Regions from separate parts of the Homo sapiens genome. Here region 2 is linked to region 1. Evidence: chromatin loops called from intact Hi-C (ENCODE). Cell type or tissue: breast epithelium. All regions are shown on one strand. Each heading gives the region's core, and the rest is flanking DNA. Links, peaks and the distances in the headings are about the cores only. Region 1 overlaps NME6 (NME/NM23 nucleoside diphosphate kinase 6). Region 2 has its middle 7.4 kb from the start of FBXW12.

The links. A loop is a pair of places that touch in the nucleus more often than their neighbours do. Peaks named below come from ENCODE experiments on the same cell type or tissue, not always from the same donor. Only the 100,000 strongest peaks of a DNase experiment are listed, where the experiment ranks them.
Region 2: it touches region 1 in a loop (19-fold over the local background); 4 of 110 quality-filtered maps call a loop at or near these places.

The regions. Positions count from the first base shown.
Region 1 is chr3:48,298,040-48,300,839 of GRCh38, forward strand. It overlaps NME6 (NME/NM23 nucleoside diphosphate kinase 6), which reads right to left. Exons shown (of 6, transcript NM_001308426.2): 2 at 388-484. The coding sequence starts at 477. Among named protein-coding and RNA genes, the nearest start is that of NME6, 1.9 kb to the right of the region's middle. In breast epithelium, for the core only: no CTCF peak of the experiment used is centred there; no DNase peak of the experiment used is centred there; H3K4me3 peaks cover 204 bases; H3K27ac peaks cover 6 bases.
Region 2 is chr3:48,363,415-48,366,214 of GRCh38, forward strand. No RefSeq gene overlaps it. Among named protein-coding and RNA genes, the nearest start is that of FBXW12, 7.4 kb to the right of the region's middle. In breast epithelium, for the core only: no CTCF peak of the experiment used is centred there; no DNase peak of the experiment used is centred there.

The sequences.
Region 1 (2,800 bases), core at 3-2,502:
ACCTTGACTTTGGCCTTGTGAGACCTTAAGCAAACAACTCAGCCAAGCCTACTGGACCTCTAAACTACTGAACTGTGAAATAACAAATAAGTGTTGTTTTAAGCTCTCAAGTCTGGAGTAATGTGTTATGTAGCAATAGAAACTAACAAATACACATTGTCTTGATATTCGGTTCTATTATTGCTTTGGGTCCTTTCTTACATTTTAGGTCTGCCTCAAGTCTCCAATGGATTCTTAGTCTCCTTAGGTCAGAGTTCATGGCTTCTAGCTTTGCCTCCACAGCATCCAGCACAAGTCTGTGTTGTCAGTCACCATAAATGGCCCAATGGCACCTGAAGCAGTAGCAATTCCCAGGGCATGCGGTAGAGACTTAGGATTCATTCTTACCTCCAGAATCAGTGGATGGGCGACTGCGTCAGGCTTGATCAGGGCTAGAGTGAGCTGGAGAGCCTGAGGGCTTCGCAAGATTGAGGCCATCTCACTCCTGCCATTAGAGAGCTGTATTAGGAACCCTTCAGGACGGCACTCCCAGCCTTCCCTACATTGGAGCCACGCAGCCTTGCAAGCCAACGAGTGCTCTCACTCCTGACACTCATAAAGAACCTGACAGTTTCATCTTAAGGCCATATACATTATTTTAATTGCCCATTTGGGCTCATGGGATCAAGGGAGGGGAGTTGTAGAGGGAGCATTCAAGTTCCCCCGTGGAGTATACAATCTAGTGCAACTGTAAGCCTATGAGGGAATTACCCATTAAAAGAAACTCAAGTTTAAATACTACCTGTCTCTGCCAATATCCCTTCCTAACTTCCTTTTGTATTTTACAGAGGATTTACAATTTATACTCCTAAACAGCCTATCCACAAGGCCTATTCATAATGATGAATTCATCTCTTAAAATCTTCCATCCCATAGTGCTCTCCTATCAAATCTAGAATTGGAAGATTGATGGACAGCAACTGAGGTGCTACCAGGATACCAAAAAGTCTGCTGGATAAACACCATCTCTATTCTAATATTATGGAGAGATCAGGATCTCCTGTGCCCAAATCAAACCTGTTAATACACTCAGCTGTCCTCAGTGGTAACACTGAGGTCAACACACAACTCCAACATCAGGAACAAGTCATAACCATTTTGCATCTGAAACAGTGCCTGACACAAAGGTGCTTGATCAATTTTATTTACTAAATAAACCTATATAGTCTTATTTCTATTCATCTTTGTATTCCTAATGTCTAGCATGGTGTAAGAGCTCAATATTGTAGAAATGATATAATGGACATAAAAGCATTTTATAAACTGGACTAAGGGAATTTTGAGGTCTTTTCCAATTGTGAAATCCGAGTTATACGTGAGAAATTTATCACCTCTGCAGGAGTAAAGACTTTGTCTCAAAATCTTATCTCAATATTATCTCTCATTTGGCCATGTGTAGTGGCTCACACCTGTAATATCAGTACTTGAGGCCAGGAGTTTGACCTGGGCAACAAAGCAAGACCCTGACTCTACTACATATGTGTGTATGTGTGTGTGTGTATATATATATAATATATATGTGTGTATATATATAAAATCATTTGTCGACAAATACAGAGAAGGCTTCCATTAACATAGGCAGGGACAGAGTCTAGACAACATTCTCATTTATCTTATCCTAAAAACTGTCAATCATGTTAAAGGTGGTATTAGAATCTGGCCCAAGCAAAGAAACTGCCATGGTCGCTCCTATTCATGTCCTTTCTACAGCTTTCAACCTGATTTTCCACTCAAACCATAAAGCCACACCCAATCTAACCAGTACAAGATCAGCTAACCCACTCTCCCTAATGCCACAGGTGGTAACACGTCATTTTCAGCAACTGTCTACAGAGACATCCATGACACCTCCCCTCCCTCACTCTTCATATCCACACGATCACCAACTTCTGGCAATTTTCCCTACCTAATATATCTCAAAACCCATACCATTCTCCCATCCTCAACTGCTACCACCATAACTCTAAGACATCATCATTCCCCTCTGGACATCTTGACAGCCTCCTCTTTGGTCTCCCAGTTTCTGTCCTGCCAACCTCTACAATCTCCACACAGCAGCCAAAGTGAACCACACATGAAAATCTAATCATATGGTTCCCCTCCTTAACCCTTTAAAGGGCACCCTGTTCTTAGAATAAAAACCAAAATCCTTATCACGGCCTCCCAGGCTCTGCATGATCTTGTGGTTCCCCACGTACCTCTCTAGCCTCATCTGGAACCCCACACTCCTTAAGTTTCTCTAGCTCCAACCTCATGGGCCTTTCAGTTTTGAAAGAATTTCTGGCTTGACAGCCTTTGTGTGAGTAGTTTTCGCAGTCCTGAATGTGCTTTCTCTGGTTGCCTCCTGCCCACCTTAGTGATCTTAGCTCACTTCCCGTTACACTTTCTCACAGCTCCTTGCAAGTTCCCTTCAGTTCCGTCTTCACCACCAGAAGGTGTAAGCAGTACCTAGCACACAGCTGGCTCTTAACAGTATCTGAATGAACCAACGAATGCACCTCATCCAGCCATTCCAAGGCCAGGCTGCTAGGGGTTCTCGTGGCAAGAACACGCGGCCTGTAGGGAGGACATGGTTCCTTTACTAACGCAGCTAAGTTGTGGCTGTCTTGACTCTTGGTTTACAACAAACTGACAAGTCGAGAATCCTGTTAGACTTAAAGGTGACTCCATGAGAATTAAAAATTTTAGGCAGGGCGCGGTGTCTCACGCCTGTAATCCCAGCACTTTGAAAGACCGAGGCGGGCGGATCACGAAGTCAGGA
Region 2 (2,800 bases), core at 170-2,669, 66 kb after region 1:
AATTGCTTGAACCCAGGAGGCGGAGGTTGCAGTGAATCGAGATTGTGCCACCGCACTCCAGCCTGGGTTACAGAGCAAGACTGCATGTCAAAAAAAAAAGAAGAAGAAAGAAGGAATAAGGAAGAAGGAAGAAGGAAGAAGAAGAACAAAATCCAACATAACAAAAATTTGTGGGATGCAGCCTAATCAGTGCTGAGAGGAAAATAAATAGCAAATATTTTACTTTAGAAAAGAGGGAAAGTCTCAAATCAATAATCTAAGCTTTAGTCTTAAGAAAATTTAGAAACAACAAAAATTAAAAACAGAAAAACAAAATATAAATGAAACAAAAAGCTGCTTTTTAAGAAAGATCAATAAAATTGACAAACCTCTACCAAGACTGACGAAGAAAAAAAAAGACAAGACACAAACTCAATATCAATAATAAAACGGAATATCACCATAGACCTTGCAGACATCAAAATAATAATAAAAGGAATATTATGATCAACTCTTCACACACAAATTTGATAACTCAGATTAAATGAACAGATTTATTGACGATCACAAACTTACTACCATTTCCTCAATATGAAATAATCTGAGTAGTCTTATTACTATTAAAGATACTGAATGTGTAACTTTAAAATTCTAAAAAAGAAATCTTCAGGTCCAAATAGTATCACTGTAGAATTCTACCAAGCATTTAAAGAATAATTAACACCAATTATACACTATCTCTTACAGAAAATAGGAGACAACATTTCCCAACTCATTTTATGAGGCCAGTTGATATGGTTTGACCTGTTTCCCTGCCCAAATCTCATGTCCCATTGTAATCTCCAAAATTGGAGGTGGGGCCTGGTGGGAGGTGATTTGATCATGGAGGCAGATTTCTCATGAATGAATGGTTTAGTACCATCCACTTGGTCTGTCCTTGTGACAGTGAGTGAGTTCTCATGAGATCTGGTTGTTTAAAAGTGTGTAGCACCCCCCCCCCCACCCTCTTGCTCCTACTTTGGCCACGTGACAGGCCTGCTCCCACTTCGCCTTCCACCATGATTGTAAGTTTCCTGAGGTCTTCCCAGAAGCTGAGCAGATGCAACATGATGCTTCCTGCACAGCCTGCAGAAATGTGAGCCAATTAAACCTGTATTCTTTATAAATTACCTAGTCTCGAGTATTTCTTTAAAGCAGTGTGCAAAGAGACTAATAAACTAGTATTACCCTAATACCAAAACCAAACACAGTACAAAAAAGAAAGAAAACTACAGACTAATATCTTTCATGAATTTAGACACAAAAACCGTCAACAAGTTAATAGCAAATTGAATCCAACAAAGTGTTAAAATAATTACACATCATCATCAAGTGGAATACCAGGAATGCAAACCATGTTCAATATTTGAAAAAAATCAATGTAACCCACTATATTAGCAGGCTAAAGAAAGTGACATGATTATATCAATTGATACAGAGAAAGCATTTGACAAAATCCAACACCCACTTATGATAAACAAGAAAAAAAACCCTGAGCAAACTAGGAATAGAAGAACTTCTTCAACATCTGTAAAAAACCCACAGTCAATATCTCCCTAAAATCAGGACGAAGATAAAGATGTTGGCTCTTACCACTCTGACTCATCACAGTACTAGAAGTCTTACCCAGCATGATAAGGCAAGAAAAGGAAAAGAAAGGCATATAGATCAGAAAAGAAAAATAAAATTGTCATTTACCAGTGACATGATAAAAATGTTCTATATAGAAATTTCAAGGAATATTCAAAATTAACTCCCAGAATTAATAAGTAAGATCAGTAAAGTAATGGGATGCAAGATCAACATATTAAAATAAATCATATTTCTATATAGTAACAAGAACACATGGAAATTGAAACAGACTATTATAATTGCTTCCAAAATTGAAATATTTAGGAATAGGTCTAAAAAAACATGACAGGACCAGCATGCTGAAGTGAAAGAAATCAAAGACCTATATAATGGACAGACCATGTTAATTAATTAGAAACTCAACATCATAAAGATGTCAATTCTCCCCCAAACTGATACACTGTATAGATTTAATGCAATTTTTATCAAAACTCCAGGATTCTTTTTGTAAACATAGACAACTTTATTCTAAAATTTACGGCTGGGTGCGGTGGCTCATGCCTGTAATCCTAGCACTTTGGGAGGCTGAGGTGGGTGGATCACCTGGAAGAAAATACAAAATCCAGAAATAAACTCCCACAAATATGCCAGCTGGATCCTTAGAAAGGTATAAGAACAATTCAACAAAGGAAGGGTAGCTTTCTCAACAAATGGTTCTCTAAAAATTGGCATAAGCAAAAAGAAGAAGAGGAGGGGGAAGGGAGAAGGGGAAGAAAAGATATTCATCATCCCTAATCATTATAAAAGTATAAATCCAGACCATGGTGAGATATCACTGCACTCCTATTGGACTGCTAAATTAAAAAACAATAGTGGTTAACAGGGCCTGGGGGAAGGGGTAACAGGGAGTTATTGTTTAATGGGTACAAGTTTCAGTTGGGATGATGAAAACATTCTGAAGAATGGGCAGTGGTGACGGTTGCACAAGAGTGAAAATAATGCCACTGACCTGTATGCTCAGAAATGGCTGAAATTGTAAATTTTATGTTTTGAATTTTTAATGACAATACCAAATGCTGACAGTACTAGGTACCAAAGATGTGGAGAAACTGTGCTGGTGGGAATGTAAAATGGTAAAATCAGGCTGGAAAATAGTTTGTCCATTTCTTCACAAACTAAACATAACTTGTCATAGAACTTACTGAACTCC